Regions from separate parts of the Homo sapiens genome. Here region 1 is linked to region 2. The links are chromatin loops, found by intact Hi-C in ENCODE. Cell type or tissue: breast epithelium. All regions are shown on one strand. Links, peaks and the distances in the headings refer to the core of each region. The heading gives the core; the rest is flanking DNA.

The links. Hi-C counts contacts between places; a loop is a spot of excess contacts. Peaks named below come from ENCODE experiments on the same cell type or tissue, not always from the same donor. Only the 100,000 strongest peaks of a DNase experiment are listed, where the experiment ranks them.
Region 1: a loop joins it to region 2, with 2.5 times the contacts of the local background. A loop is called at or near these places in 5 of 110 quality-filtered maps.

The regions. Positions count from the first base shown.
Region 1 is chr14:73,281,805-73,290,131 of GRCh38, reverse strand. It overlaps NUMB (NUMB endocytic adaptor protein), which reads left to right. Exons shown (of 13, transcript NM_001005743.2): 9 at 2,818-3,022; 10 at 5,758-6,051; 11 at 7,627-7,773. Among named protein-coding and RNA genes, the nearest start is that of PAPLN-AS1, 40 kb to the right of the region's middle. In breast epithelium, for the core only: no CTCF peak of the experiment used is centred there; no DNase peak of the experiment used is centred there.
Region 2 is chr14:73,235,974-73,244,300 of GRCh38, reverse strand. PAPLN (papilin, proteoglycan like sulfated glycoprotein) reads right to left here and starts at 6,795. Exons shown (of 27, transcript NM_001365906.3): 1 at 6,709-6,795; 2 at 4,469-4,528. The coding sequence starts at 4,522. PAPLN-AS1 (PAPLN antisense RNA 1) reads left to right here. Exons shown (of 2, transcript NR_135248.1): 2 at 1-283. RefSeq lists enhancers at 6,234-6,804, 7,378-7,949, 7,950-8,327 and a silencer at 7,866-8,160. In breast epithelium, for the core only: no CTCF peak of the experiment used is centred there; DNase peaks (open chromatin) are centred at 4,720, 5,618 and 6,927; H3K4me3 peaks cover 4,264 bases; H3K27ac peaks cover 5,075 bases.

The sequences.
Region 1 (8,327 bases), core at 202-8,201, 46 kb before region 2:
AAACCATTTTGTTGTCAAATAGTGGCCCGGCAGCCTGTTTGAATCTCCTAGGCCAATAGTTCTACTGTATCAAAATCACCTGGAGGACTTGTTTTAAAACATAGATTGCTGGGCCCCATCTCCAGCGTTTTTCATTCAGTGAGTTTGGGGTTGGTACTTAAGAATTTGCACTTAAATGTTCCCAGATGATGCTGTTGGTTGGGGATGAGGTCACTCTTCAACAACTTCTGCCCTAGGCCTAGGAGAAAGAATAAGCAAGCTTCCTTGACCTGTAGCTCTGTCCTTATAATAGACCTGCGTTCAAATGCAAACACATTCTAAGAATCTTTCAGTACTCCTGTTTCATGCTTTAACATCTGGCCTAATGTCATCCTACTGGGAAGTTAGATGGAAACTCATGTGGATTCATAGAGTAATTCTATCAGTCTTTAAATAAGTAGTCAAAAGTTTTTTTAAAAAGTTTAAAAATTTTTAAAAAGTAGTCAAAGGTAGTAAAATCTTAGGGACATAAAGCATTTTAAACCTTACCTGTCCTTATGATAACTAATACTGTCATGCAAAATCCAGTGAGACGACTTGTTCAGAGCCGTGTGTAGGAGCAGCTGCCTACGTGATGTGATTTTGAGAACACCACAAAAGACTTCCTGTTCCCAAATATCTCTTCTCACTGTGAATGATGCCAACAATTATTGTACCATCTCTAGCTTTTTTATTCCACAATTAGCAAAATGGTCTAAAATACAGATAACCCTGCTAAAAATCATCCATTGAATTTATTAAATTGACTCTGGGTAATCCAGTGTATCTATATAAAGCAGTGTTTTGTTTATATACGTCCTCCACTCCTCCCATACACAAACCAGTTTTATCTGCTTAATTCTTTTATAAGTAGACAGTGTGGATGAAAACATGCTTTCACTTTTGCCTGTGTTTGGTTGGGAGGTAGAGTTGGGAATTAGAGCTAGAGGAAGATAGGAAGGGTATGGGGGAAAACCTAAAAGCACGGAGGGCCATAAATGAGGAGGGTTGCTTAGAGGGGGGATTCAGAAAGGGGAGACAGCAAAGCTTTTGTCTCATTGTTAGTTTTGTTTGTTTGTTTGTTTTTTGAGACAGGGTCTCATTATGTCACCCAGGCTGGAGTGCAGTGGCACAATTAGAGCTTACTGTAGGCTTAAGTGATCCTCCCACCTCCCAAGTAGGACCACAGACACACACCACCACCACACTCGACTAATTTTTTCTTTTTCTTTTTTTTTAATTATTATTTTTTTTGAGACGGAGTTTTGCTCTTGTTGCCCAGGCTGGAGTGCAATGGCACGATCGTGGCTTACTGCAACCTCCACCTCCTGGGTTCAAGTGATTCTCCTGCCTCAGCCTCCCGAGTAGCTGGGATTACAGGCATGCGCCATCATGCCTGGCTAATTTTGTATTTTTAGTAGAGACAGGGTTTCTCCATGTTGGTCAGGCTGGTCTTGAACTCCTGACCTCAGGTGATCCGCCCACCTCAGCCTCCCAAAGTGCTGGGATTATAGGCATGAGCCACTGTGCCCGGCCTTTATTTTGATTTTTATTTATTTTTTGAGACGGAGTTTTGCTCTTGTTGCCCAGGCTGGAGTGCAATGGCGCCATCTCAGCTCACAGCAACCTCTACTTCCCGACTTCAAGCAATTCTCCTGTCTCAGCCTCTCAAGTAGCTGGGATTACAGGCACCCGCCACCACATCCGGCTAATTTTTGTATTTTTAGTAGAGACGGGGTTTCGCCACGTTGGGCAGGCTGGTCTCGAGCTCCTGACCTCATGATCCACCCATCTCAGCCTCCCAAAGTGCTGGGATTACAGGTGTGAGCCATCGCACCTGGCCTAATTTTTTTTATTATTTTGGTAGAGACAGAGTCTCACTGTGTTATCCAGGCTGGTCTCAAACTCCTGGGCTCAAGCAATTTGCCCATCTCAGCCTCCCAAAGTGCTGGGATTACAGATGTGAGCCACCATGCCCAGCCTCATTCCTTTTTAATCACTGGAATTATATTTGTTTATCAGAAGTTTTAAGTTTGCACCTTTTTTTCCTAGACATATTAACAGTGCATTAAGCTCCTGAAATTTGCCTTGCCTTTCCAGTAGTTTCTTAGAAGTGGCTGGTAAATATTCCCACTGCTTCCCCAAAGGGCAACTAGAAGCTTGCATGTCAAGGCTTGAAACCTTGCATAGAGTCTTCTAAGCTGTTGGCCAGGGCTGACATGACAGAGCCTAAGTGATAAAGAGTTCTCCATGGCTGCTTACAAAAGCACAGGTTGCTGGTTATCACTTTACCCCAAGGCTTGTAACAGTGAATTGAACCATCATAAGCACTACCTTAGAAAATTTATTCATTTAAATTAATATGGCATACTAATCTATTAAAACAATTTTAAGCTGGAATTTGCAACATCTTGCTTTCATAAAAACAGACATTTGGGCCGAGTGTGGTGGCTCATGCCTGTAATCCCAGCACTTTGGGAGGCTGAATTGGGTAGACCACTTGAGGCCAGGAGTTGGAGACCAGCCTGCCCAACATAGCAAAACCCCATCTCTACTAAAAATACAAAAATTAGCCAGGTGTGGTGGTGCGTGATTGTAGTCCCAGCTACTCAGGAGGCTGAGGCACGAGAAGTATTTGAGCCCGGAGGCAGAGGTTGCAGTGAGCAGAGACTGCGCCACTGCACTCCAGCCTGGGTAACAGTAAGACTCTGTCTCAAAAACAAAACAAAACAAAAGACTTATTTGTATGTAATTGTTAGTAGTGTAATTCTGAAAAGCTTTTAAAATCTGCTCTTACAGGGTGAAAGGTTGAGCCATGCAGTAGGCTGTGCTTTTGCAGCCTGTTTAGAGCGCAAGCAGAAGCGGGAGAAGGAATGTGGAGTGACTGCTACTTTTGATGCTAGTCGGACCACTTTTACAAGAGAAGGATCATTCCGTGTCACAACAGCCACTGAACAAGCAGAAAGAGAGGAGATCATGAAACAAATGCAAGATGCCAAGAAAGGTACAATCTGTTCTACAGTGTGTATTTATGGAATGCAGTTTTTCCCAACAAGGTATTATTTTGAAGCTACCAGGGGTAAATTTTCTCATAATCAAAGAGAACCCTTAGCAATATAAAACCTTATAACAAAGTTGAAAATCTTAAAAACCGCTTCCTTTAGAGTGGCTAGTTTAATGGCTTCAAAAATATTTACTCCATTATAGTAAGCTATCTGAGGAATCAGAGTGCAGTTGAAGAAGCTGCAGAGACATCTCTTACCCCCTTCCTCCCATCCTGAAATACCTTTTTAATTCTGATGTATCTGATCTCTTTGAGAAGCAAATGAATCAAGTACCTGCATCTTAAAGGAAGCAGCAGAGGTCCCAGGGCTTAAGGCTGCAAAGCATCCACGGACTATGATGCTAGCAGAGAGATTTAACAGTAATACTGTTTATATGATATTATTGCTGTTTTTTAGTGCTTTCTAGTCACAAAAGTCTATAGATTTTGAGAGGTAAGCCTATAACTCTTTTTTTCTATAGCCCTGTTAATTTAATTTAGTGTGTGATTTTATAGAGTGTGAGTTTTATTTAGGTACACATGGCATCACAGCAGAAATGCCTGTACAAACATTCAAGTTAGTTGGCAGTCTATAAATGTGAGTTGGGTATATTTTACAACTAAATGATAGGGCTTGAAAATACTTTTGAATTCTTGTATATAAGTAGGGTTAAAACCAACAAGACAAGCACAAACAATTCAAGTTAACTAATAGACATTAATATAATTTTGAGGCCAGGTATAGTGGCTTACAGCTGTAATCTCAATACTTTAGGAGGCTGAGGAGGAAACATCACTTGAGGCCAGGAGTTTGTGACCAGACTGTGCAACATAGACTCTATCCCTTAAAAAAAAAAAAAAAAAAAAAAAAAAAAAAAAATTGCCATATTTGGTGGTGCACATCCGTAATCCTAGCTGCTTGGGAGGCTGAGACCAGAGGATTGCTGGAGCCCAGGAGTACAAGGTTACAGTGAGCTGTGATCATACCACTGCACTCCTCCAGCCTGGGTAACAGCAAAACCCTGTCTCTTAAAAACAAACAAATATATATATATGATAATTTTTTTTACTATAACCTTTTAGTTCTAAACTAGTCATTTTTGTTGTTGTTGTTTTGGTTTGATTTCGGTGTTTTTTTTTTTTTTGAGACAGAGTGTAGTTCTGTTGCCCAGGCTGGAATGTAGTGGCGCAGTCTCCGCTGACTGCCGCCTTCACCTCCTGGGCTCAAGCGATTCTCCTGCCTCAGCCTCCTGAGTAGCTGGGATTACAGGTGAATGCAACCACACCCAGCTAATGTTTGTATTTTTAGTAGAGATGGACTTTCGCCATGTTGGCCAGGCTGGTCTTGAACTCCTGACCTCAGGTGATCTGCCTGCCTTGGCCTCCCAAAGTGCTGGGATTACAGGTGTGAGCCACCGCACCTGACCTTAAACCAGCCCTTTTGGTTAGCATCATTGACTAATACTGACCCAAACAGCTCTAATTCTTAAGCCCCCTCCAAAAAAAAAGCATACATATTTTTATTTGAAATGAAATTATTGATAGTGATTTTTTTTCATTTCTTGTAAATATTTGCACCAGGAAGCCAAAGGGGGGAAAAATCATGCTATCTGTACTAGAAAATTTAACCTGTATTACTGTTATCTAATATGCTTTAGTGGTCTTCAGACTATTCACTAATTAAGCATGTTCTTTAATACCACCAAATAATATTCATTGTTATGCACAACAACTGCAAAGAGATTGAGTCCCAAGATCTACAAAGGATTGTGAGAGTTGGTGGTTGAGATTTGTCACAATCAGAATGGGACTCAACTGGTACCCACAGTCTTACATTTACTCAAATTTAATCCAGTTCAAAATTTTACTACTGCATGCTTTTATTCAAATGAACCACAAATGCATGATTTAAAGACTGCTTTAGGTCGGGCGTGGTGGCTCATACCTGTAATCCCAGCACCTTGAGAGGCGGAGGCAGGTGGATCACCTGAGGTCAGGAGTTCATGACCAGCCTGGCCAACAATGGTAAAACCTCGTGTGTATTAAAAATACCAAATGAGTTGGGCGTGGTGGTGTGCACCTGTAATCCCAGCTACTTGGGAGTCTGAGGCAGGAGAATCACTTGAACCTGGGAGGTGGAGGTTGCAGTGAGCCAAGATGGTGCCATTGCACTCCAGCCTGGACAAAAAGAGCAAAACTGCATCTCAAACAATAAATAAATAAATAAATAAATAAATAAAGACTGTTATATATGACATTCTTTGACACCTAATCAAAGATATATGGTTAAGCTTATGCTTATTTAGACCTTTCTAATGCTACAGTTCCCAAAGTTCTCCTCCCCTAACACACAAGCATTGAAAATCATGAATCATTCTTTAAAAGACTACATATTAGGAATTCATAGGAACTGAGTTTTTAAGATCTTTTTCACAGTCTTAATTTATAAATCACTGAATGAGAATAAAAGATCTAACATTTCTGTCTTAGTAGATATGCTTTGTGACATATAGTACATTACTAAGCCTTTTATCTGTCTGAAAAATGGATCCGAACCCTGCTTCTAACTTATGTTTTAAGAGACACTGGGAAGGAAATGGGTAAAAGGACCTAGAGGGCTTTCGAATTTGTCAGCTCTCTAAACGCAAATTATTTGAAGACATTGCTAAGGTCTTCATTCTCTTTATTTTCTTGAGCTGAAACAGATAAGATAGTCGTTGGTTCATCAGTTGCCCCTGGCAACACTGCCCCATCCCCATCCTCTCCCACCTCTCCTACTTCTGATGCCACGACCTCTCTGGAGATGAACAATCCTCATGCCATCCCACGCCGGCATGCTCCAATTGAACAGCTTGCTCGCCAAGGCTCTTTCCGAGGTTTTCCTGCTCTTAGCCAGAAGATGTCACCCTTTAAACGCCAACTATCCCTACGCATCAATGAGTTGCCTTCCACTATGCAGAGGAAGACTGATTTCCCCATTAAAAATGCAGGTAATGTAGCATCTACCTGACTCACTGGGTACTCGAGCACTGAAGCATTCTCATCACTTCCCATGAAGACACTAATCCCATTAAACTAGGCATTCCTCTTTCCCTGAGGTTCGTTGATAGTTGTATCTTTTGTCATTTCCCATAGTGGGAAAACTAAGGTCCGTGGAGGGGGATGTGAATCCATAATTTCTCTTCAACAAACAGGCAGCAGAGCCATTGTGGAATTTCTAGCCTAAGCCATAAGATTTGTGGTTTGTCCTGATGTAAGTGCATTCACTGCCTTTCAGCCAACCTGCTCCCAAACATCAAGGGTCTCAAGTTTCTATTCTTATTCTGCCATTGGGACCCAGCAGGGAATTAATTAAAGAGGCCTTAGAAACACATAGCATTACCAGCAGAAGAAATGGATATGTGCTCATTGTCCTTCTGGCTGGTTGGCTCCATAAGGAGGAAACTCTAGACAGGTCTTTCGTGTACATCTAAGATCTGTTGTTCATCACAGACAGTGGACTTGTTCACAAGTATTCATTACCTTTCAGAACCGTCTCACAGGCCTTTGTGTGGCCTCTGTACAGCTATGCCAGCCTCTATAGGTCTATCCTCGTCATAAAATCTGTAGCTAAAGTATTAGATCTGGTCAGTGCTTTTGTTGGGCTCTATTTTACTTCCCTCTGAGACATGTCAAGCCATTGCTATAACAAAATATGAGGAAACTGTCTCAATAGGCCATTCCTACTGATGGTATAAAAGTACAGAGAGTTAAGTTCATCTGACAGATGAAACTAGGCCTAAAGAATAGTTGGACTAGATGATTACGGAGGGTCTTTTCAGTTCTCAGCTGAGGTACCTCATTTCAGTTCAGTCTCCTTCTAGGGCAGACAGGGAATAAAAACTATTATTCTCTTTACAGATGAGCAAACAGAGCTTTAGCACACATAATTAGCTTCCTCAGTGATACAGAAGTATCCTAGAGTCAGTATTAAGAATAAAGGCCCTAGCGTCCTACACCTCTGCTCACTTTTTCATGTTATCATAGATCATATGCTTAGTACTGGAGACTTTGGAGAAAAATGAGATTGATGACATTGTCATAGTTTGTTACAGAGAAAAGCACTAAGCATCCACTAGTGCCCAGACTTGAACCCATTTTCCTGACAGAATTACTAAAGGCTCCAGAACCTAATTCAGATCACAGTCTTGAGAACACGTTGGAAGGCATACAGGTTGCAAATGTCTTCTACAAAGATCTGGCTAGCTGAACATCTTGGCACAAAAAGGACAGATCCTCAACAGTGTTATAAGAAGAAGAAATGAAGAAATTTGGGGATTTGTAAGGGAGGAAGATGTGCCTTAGTACATTAATTGTTGACATTTTATACTTTCCCATCTGAAAAGCCAATGAAATTGTGGCCAGTAAATTTTTTGAAACTGGTTTTGTAGCCCTGCCATACAGTTAATTGAGCCTTTTCTTACATAAGCAGGAGATACAGTATAAAGTGCCAGCTTGCATCATACTGTCAAATTTCAGGATTATTCCATTTTTCTGTCTGGAGCCATTTTCTGTTTGCCTTGCAGTGCCAGAAGTAGAAGGGGAGGCAGAGAGCATCAGCTCCCTGTGCTCACAGATCACCAATGCCTTCAGCACACCTGAGGACCCCTTCTCATCTGCTCCGATGACCAAACCAGTGACAGTGGTGGCACCACAATCTCCTACCTTCCAAGGTTGGTGCCCTCTGACCTGCTCAGCTGTTCTCTTTACAACCAGTACTTTTAGTACACTGCTCACTAACTGTAAGTTGGCATCCTGAGCTTCCCAAGGCCTGGTCAGACCCATTAATTTCTCTATTTGATGTCTTAGATTCATTGATTTCTCCATTCGACGATGTCTTTGTGCCCTTCCTGTTTTCTAAGATGTCTGTGTTTGTCATTCTGCATGTGCCCATCTTTCACCCCATTCTATAAGGAATTTCTGTAGTCCCAACCTACTGCCTTATTTCCCACTTGACTGTTAAGGATCAGCATACCCATCCAGTTTCCCAAAAGCAGTAGTCATCAGAATTGGTTCAAAGGTTATGCTTTCTTTAGTGTAGTGGTTCTCAACTGGGGCAAAGTTTGTCTTTCACTGTCTGGAGACATTTTGGGGCTTTACAAGTTGGGGGTTGGGGGTGTTACTGGCTTGTGGTTAGATGCCAAGAATGCCACTAAACATCCTTCAGTGTAGACGACAGCACCCACAACAAAGGATTATCCAGCCCAAAATGTCAGTGGTGCCAATG
Region 2 (8,327 bases), core at 145-8,144:
GGGGAGGGGGGCCTAAAAGAAAATAAAGGGAAGCAACGTGGGGGGATCCTGCTAATCTGGCCGAGACTCCCAGGAGTACCCCAATATTCATCCCCTCCTTCTCCCATTGTGAGAGAATGCTTGAAAACTTGACTCAGCTGGGTACCTGGCTGCCCAAAATTTAAAAAAAAAATACATTTCCTGGACTGCCTGCAGCTAACTGTGGCTACATCACTTAGTTCTCATCAGTGAGATGTAAATACAAGTGTTGGGCAGCTGCCGCAAATAATCTCCTCAAGAGAGAGCCTGCGTGAGCCTTTGTCCTTTTCTCCTTCCTCCTGTACTCTTTCAGGCTGTCTGGGAAGCAGATGTGATGGCTGGAGTTGGAGCAGCCTTTTAGACTGTGAGGTAACTTGGAAATAGAGGCTTCAAACAGTGAAGCAAAGATAGAGGGACTCTAGAGCCTGGAGGATTTTGTGCAACAGAATAGCCCCAGACTTCTGACCCCTGGGTGTTTATATGAGAGAGGAATCATGTCTGTCTTATTGAAGAACTGTTATTTGGGACTCTACACAGGATTATAATCCTAGCAGGTACACTTTCCCACCAGAAAGATTGGACCCCTTGCAGCTGGCATCAGGAATCCACATGCCACACACACATTATCTCATTTCATCCTCACAACAACCCGACAGACCCCATTGCATGAATAAGAAAAGTGAGGCAGAGAGAGGAAACCACAGGGGAAGAAGTGGGCACAGTAGCCGGCCAGCCTCACTGCAGTCCTCTGCTCCCCTGCCGAGGCTGTGCCCCCACCCACCTGGGGGAATCAAATGAGACACTAGATGATTCCCTACAGGGTTGGACAGGGATTAGATGTAACTTCACAATTTTCCCAGGAGGCATATGGTGTACATGCAAACATTTGCTGGAAGGGGACTTTCTTTTAGGGTATCACCACTTAAGACTCAAGGAAAAATACCATTCCCACTTTTCAGAGAAAGAGCTCAATGGTCACACAGAAAAGCAGCCGGGCACGGTGGCTCATGCCTGTAATCCCAGCACTTTGAGAGGCCAAGGCAGGCAGATCACCTGAGGTCAGGAGTTCGAGACCAGCCTACCCAACATGGCGAAACCCCGTCTCTACTAAAACTACAAAAAATTAGCCAGGCGTGGCGGCGGGTGCCCGTAATCCCAGCTAGTCGGGAGGCTGAGGCAGGAGAATTGCTTGAACCCGGGAGGTGGAGGTTGCAGTGAGCCGAGATTGCATCACTGCACTCCAGCCTGGGCGACAGAGTGAGACTCCATCTCAAAAAAAGAAAAGAAAAGCAGGCTCTTGCTTTCATGGTGACCCCTGAGCAGCTTCGCTGAATCTCAGGTGAGGAAGGACGTTTACTCATCTCTAACATCCCTGGTGCCAAACATCTAGTTATCCTTGTCTTATAACAAAACCCAGAACACTGAAGCAGAACAAACCACGCACAAACCACGCTAAGCCTGCCGAACCACACACAACCAAGAAGGAAGGGCTTGCCAGATGAGAGGTCTTAGCTTTCACTTTGTAAAATATCTACTCCTTCAAGTCTAACTTGGACAAAAATCTCTAAGCTTTCGAAACCACTGAGCCAAAATATCAAAGTTTTCTCTGAATGAAAGTTAAACTGAAATTTACTTGGATCAAGTTTCTATTTCACAAGGAAGACACTGAGTGTTGAGCGTGAAGGGTGACTTTCCAGAGACAGCCTGCAGCCCCAGCTGGGATTCTGGCACCCGCCCCCCCCACACACAGCCTCATCCCACATTTTAAGTATTCAGGAGAGGTCTTCAGGGGTGGCTGCTTTCTTAGCTGCTGGGTTGGGCCTGGTTGTCAATTACCCTCTGACTAAGGCCTGTTTGGATGTCTGTCTTGGCTCCTTGGCACAGCAGCCAGCAAAATCCACCCTTCCCTGGAGCTGGGCTGGGTGTACTGGTGTGTGGCCAAGGGGTACCCCTGCCATGGAGCCACAGCCTGGCCATCAGGATAAGGCAGGGGCAGGACTGGCCTGAACAAGGGCCCCCTAAGGGACATGCTGTTTCCAGAATGCCCTCTTGCCTCCTGTGCCCAGCACCTGTAAGGCAGGTGTCCACTAGCCAGGAGCCCTAGTCCGTCCCATCCTAGAGCCGTGCTCTGTCCACACACTCCACACTGTCTCTCCAAGGAAGGAAAGCACCTTCAGCCACAGGCAGCATGAGCACACTCTTGCTCTGTAATTACCCAAACCGTGAACTGCCCGACATGGCGTGAAGCCGGAATGAGCTGATACAGCCAGCCTCACCTGGGGCCTGCCCTCACCTGTCTCATGCTGCGCTAGGCGCCCCACCCATGCCTCCTTCAACTCCCACCTGGAGCCACTCAGGGGTCCCCTTTCCTGCTGCACTGTTTCCAGGGGAATCAACTGCCCAATGTGCACGTGTGTAAGAGAGAGACAGAACACATGCACACCCGTGTGCAGACGGGAGCAGAGGCTGAGGCCCAGGAACACGCAGGCCGCCACCTTTATTCATTTACTCATTCTGTTCAGACTGACCGCTGACAGCATAAGTGATCCAGAGAAGGTGCTCGGACTGGGTGGTTCCTGCCCCAGCAACAGAGGGAGGCAGTGGAGCTGTGAGCGGGGCCACACCCCCTGCAGACTCACAGAGGGCAGGGAGAGAAGAATTCTCAGCCCAGGCTGCGCCCAGCCCCATCTGAGACTCACTGGGAGGAGGTGGCAGCCGGATGAGGCTACTCAGCGTGGCCTTAAGGGAGAAAAGGTTTAAGAGAACCAAGGGCGCTTTGGAAACCTTGATTTGTTTCATCTGCATGACAACCTCTGGGGTGGGCATTATTACTCCCAAATTAGAGCAGTCTAAGGCTTATTTGCCTAGGATCATGCAGCTGTCCAGGTGGCTCTGGGATTTAATCCTGGGGCCTGGACGCTGTCCTCGTGCCCCCTCCACCTGGGCTTTGGCCTTCATGCAGCTGGGCCACCAGCACGTGGTGAAGGACCTGAGAGTGGCATTTAGGAAGCAAGATTCATGGGGTGGCAGAGGGGACCGTGGGTAGCTGGCAGGTGGTCGAGAGGACATGAAAAAGGCTGCCTCTAGCCCACCCACCGCTCCAGCTGTGGCCCATGTTGGGTTCACAGGGCTCTTGAAGTGTCATCTATGGGATCCACTTCTAGTGGGAGAAGTGCCCACTGCCATCCATCCTGCCTGCCCCACACACCCCTGCAGAGGAGTCCTGCTCAGCCTCCGCCCACAGATGCCAGACGTGGCATCCCCCCCCCGACCTCCCCATGGCAGAAAACAGTTTGGGTCCTTTCGCAGGGATCCTTCCTCTTTCACTTCCTGCCTGCCTCACAGAGGGGTGGGCAGGGCTGTGGGTCACCCTGGGAGATTTCTCCTGGGGCAGGACAGGGCCCAGCTGCCTCTGTGGCTTCTATTCTGCCAGGCACTGAGCCAGGGCAACACCCAGCTCTGCAGACCCCCTCCTCCCCAAAGGTGGGGCCTGTGGTCTAGAAGATTCCTTGTACATCCTCAAGACCCAGGGACCTTCTCCAGAGAGCCCTGGCCTTTGGGCCCCTGTTAATGAAACAGCAGCTCTGACCACCAGCCAGCTTCCTGGGTCCACTGTCTTAATTCGCAGTCCAATACAGTAGCCACTAGCCGCATGCGGCTGTTTAAATTAATTATGGCCAGGCGTGGTGGCACACACCTGGAGTCCCAGCTACCTGGGAGGCTGAGGCAGAAGAATCACTTGAACCCAGGAGGTGGAGGTTACAGTGAGCCGAAATCATGCCAGTACACTCCGGCCTGGGTGACAGAGTGAGACTCTGTCTCAAAAATAAATAAATACTTAAAAATTTTAAAAATAAATTTAAATTAATTAAAGTCAAGTAAAATTAAAACTCACCTCACCCACATTTCAAGTGCTCAATGGACCTAGGGGCTACCTATTGGATAGCAGAGAAACAGGACATTTCTGCCATCTCAGAAGGTTCCATAGGACAGCCCTGCCCTAGGTGCTACCCCAAGGGGAATGGAAACGACTGGCACCCCAAACCTCTAGGCCAAAACACCCCAGCTTAGGGAAGCCGTGTTTGGCTCCAGGCAGAAGACAGGTGTCTGGTGGGATGGACCACCCAGCCCTGCACCTTGGCTGCACCCGCCAGGATTGGCGGGGACTTCATGGAGTGCTCCCACCACCTTCTGAAGGAGGGAAGCCCTGGGAAGGTGCCATTCCTACACACTGCGCCCTGCAGCCGGGCGGGCAGTTCTGGGAACCCTGGCCAGCTGGCTTCAAGGGCCCAGCCCTTTCTGAGGGAGCTCAGCGGTGCGGGCTCGCCTCCTCCCAGCCCAGCTTCCCTGACATCGCCCCTTTCCTGGGGACGTTGCCTGCGGGCCCGCGCGTCCCCGCCCCCGACTCCCCTGCAGGTTCCTCCGGGGGCCGGGGCAGGACCGCACTCACCGAGGACCCGGGCGCTGGAGCCAGCAGCAGCGGCACGAGCAGGAGCAGCCGCATCTCAGCCTGCGGGAGACGCATTGGGTTAGAGCGGCCCGGGGCTCCCGCAGCTGTCCTGGGCGCGGGCGAGAGTGTGTGGGCGCGTCTCTCCCTATGGCCCACAGGTGACCAGGAGACCCGCAACAGGACAGCCGGGTGCGCCTCGGTGCACCGCAGAGAACACAGCGTGAGGGCGCCCCGCCGGGCGGCTCAACATGTGAGCAAGAAAGGAATGGCCCATCCGCAACTGGCAGAAGTTCAAGAACAACTTGTTTCAGAGTTCCAGAGGGGAAAAAAAGAGAGAGCAATTAAAAATACTTCTATGTGGTTGAAAAACAAGTTCAGAATCCGAGTAATTAGACTCACTTTTAATTCAGCAAGATTCCTTTTAAAAAAGCTATTACATCAGATGTTTAAAAACTCCTAATATAGGCTTTAAAAAAATCAAGTCTCTGAAGACACTTTGAAAACCCAAATGCTCTAAAAGTGTTAATTGTAGCCCATTTAAAACCCAAGCCAGCATTTCTCTGCACAGGGAAGCTCCATAAGCAGCCTCCATAACCAACGTGTGTATGCAGTGCAGTGTGCGCCGTGCAGTGTGCGTGGTGCAGCGTGTGAGCCCTGAAAGTGCAGTGCAGTGTGCAGTACAGTGTAGTGTGCTCAGGGCAGTGTGCAGTGCAGTGTGTGTGGAGTGTCTGTGGTTTGATGTGTGCATGCATGCAAAGTGCATGTGCAGTGTGCGGGGCGGGTCCATGTGCAGTCTGGTGTGTACTATTTGGTGCAGGTGTCCAGTCGGTATACACGCTGTGCAGTGTGTATGTGTACATACATGTCGCTGTATCGCAGAATGACATAAACAATGTGCGCCCTTCAGTACAAAACATTAAACAAGTACTAGCGTGCAGGTTTGAACTTTAAAATCTGTAATTCTACCAATGTTCTAATTTTTTAAAGATATAAAATGACTTCTGCTTACAAGGATAAAAGACAGCATACAGAAGCCAAGCTCAGCAGAAATGTAACCTGGCATACTGAACAATGTACACACTCGTTAATTTGGCACAGTGAGTCATTGAGTCATTATTTTCGTGGTCAAGTTCGAGATTCCTGGGGTTGGAGGGTGAGGGAAGGGGGTTGCTGCCAGAGCCCTGCCTCTGCTCTGCTGGGGGCAGCTCCCAGAGCAGGAGCCCCCTGCTAGGGCCAGGCTAGGCCTGCTAGGGCGGGCGAGGCTGAGGAAAAGACGGGTGAAAGAAGAATTTTACTTGTAATTACTCAGAACACCACCGCCTCCGCTGCAATTTCACTGAACTCCAAGCCCATATCTGCCATTCCGAAGTCTGAAAAGTTCAGTTTTTTCGGTTCATTTGGTGGCAAACAACCCCTTCAACTCCAAGGCCAGTCCGGGTCTGGTCACGGGGCTACTCCGAGGGCCGTGGAAGCTCGACCTCTCCTGCCGCCCGAGGGCAGGGACCGGGTGGCCCCGGGCACGCAGGGTGGGCGCCCTCAACGTGTTGTTCCCGGGGAACGCGTCTGCCTTGAGCTAGGGCCGAAGGCGGCGACCCTAGGCGCCAGAGGGCGGGAAGGCGGGTGGCCGCCGACCAAGCCTCCCCCTACAGGGTCCCCAGCCGACTCCGGGACCGCCGCAGTCCGCAGACGCCCGTCCCCGTGGCCCCCGCCCACGGCCCCCCTCTGCATCGGTCCAGCCCTGACCAGGCACCCCGCGTCCCCACCCCAGGAACGCGCCGCGCACCCCCGAGGCGGAGAGGCGCGGTTCCCACGGGAGGCCCGGGGTGGCCGCGCAGGTGCCGGCAGCCGCTGGGGCTCCCGGACGCTCCAGGCCCGCGGCCCAGTGGCACCTCCCGGGAGGGGCGCACGGTCTCCAGGGCCTCGCTTGTACCACGCGCCGGGAGCGGCATTCGCCTGAAGGGAAGGTCCGAGCGGGCGGAGGGTGCGCGCCGGGGCCGTCCCGCACCAGCTCCCCGGCTCTCTGCATTTCCTTTCCTCCAGGCCGGGGGGCGCGCGGTGCCGAGCGATGACCCTGCGCCCACCTCCGGAGAGCGAGCCGGGGCGGGGTCTTCTCTGCGGCCCCCACTTTCTCCGACACCCCCGTCGCCGTGAGCCAGGCGAGCAAATTCCTGCAGAAGCCCCGGGGTGCGGGGTCCCCGCCGCTGGGCGCCCGGGGGCTTCCAGTCCCTCCGCCTCCCTACCTGTCTTCGCTGGCGCCGGGAGGCTGCAGCCAGGGCCGCTCCGTCGGTGCCCGCCCAGGCCCAAGCCCGCGAGGTCGGCCGGGCCGCAAGGAACGCCCGCAGGGGTGGGACTTTCTCTCTCCGCCGCTGCCTGGCCTCACCCTCCACCCCGCCCTGTCTCACTTACCCACCTCCAATCCCCGTGGGAGGACAGAGCCCTTCGTAGAGGCCCTCGTGGTGACCGGTGTTGCCCGGGGCCTCCACCCGCTTGGGTCTGTGCCAAGGCTTGGCTCATCCTCCACTCTGGTCACCCCGTCTGTCCTCTCTTGGGTCAGCGCCAGTCACCTCTCCAATCCCATTTCCCCTTGCCCAAGCCTTCTAGCTTTGCCCTATCCGCTCCTCTTCATGCCTATCCTACACACAACACACCTGTGTCCAGCCACCACCTTCTCCACCCCTGGATCCTATTCTTCAGCCGCAACTGAGTTTCTCCGCACACGCTGCTGTTACCCATCTCCCAGCACGTTTTCTCACTCAGAATGCGCTCTCCCAATCCCCTCTACCTCTCAAACCCGTAGTCAGCCCTCAAAACCTTGGTCAAATGTCACTTTCCTTCCTTTCTTCTTTCTTTCCCTCCCTCCCTTCCTCTTTTCTTTCTTTCTACTTTCCTCCCTCACTTTCTTCTTTCTTTCCCTCCCTCCCTTCCTCTTTTCTTTCTTTCTACTTTCCTCCCTCCCTTTCTTCCTCTTTCTTTTCTTTCTTTCTACTTTCCTCCCTCCTTTTCTTTTTTTTTTTTTTAGACGGAGTTTCACTCTTGTTGCCCAGGGTAGAGAGCAATGGCTAGATCTTGGCTCACTGCAACCTCCGCCTCCTGGGTTCAAGCGATTCTCCAGCCTCAGCCTCCCTAGTAGCTGGGATTACAGGCGTCTGTATGATGCCTGGCTAATTTTTGTATTTTTAGTAGAGACAGGTTTTCACCTTGTTGGCCAGACTGGTCTCCAACTCCTGACTTCAGGTGATCCACCCACCTCGGACTCCCAAAGTGCTGGGATTACAGACGTGAGCCACTGCGCCCAGCCTTCTTCTTCTTTTTTTAAATAGAAACAAGGTCTCGCCCAACCTGGTCTCGAACTCCTGAGCTCAAGCAATCTTCCCACCGTGGCCTGCCAAAGTGCCACCGTGCCCAGCATGTCACCTGCTTTTGAAGCCGTCTCCACACCACCCCAGGCCGATGGGGTGCATGTCCTGCTCCCTCGGTTTCTGTCCCTGTTGCTGTGATTTGCTCAGCTGTGAGTCCCGGGGGGCAGGGCCTGCAATGCAGCCCCACCACCTGTGCCAGGGCACTAATTAGCATCAAGGCAGGGGCTCAACGCATGTGATCAACTTCATTTGTTTTCCTGGTTGTCCTTTTTCACAACCAAGACACTCTTTGCCTACCATTCTTTTTTTGAAACTGGAATTCACTCATCTTTAGAAACTGGTCCTGGACACGAGGGAGGTTGGGGGGAAGAAGTTGGGGAGAGGTTGGGGGTGGGGTGGTGGCAAAGGCTGGTCCCCTTCCCCCACGCTGTTCTGCCTTTAGCCCCTTGCTGGCCCTGCCACTTCTCCCTTGGCCTCATTTGGGCAAAGAGAAGTCACCA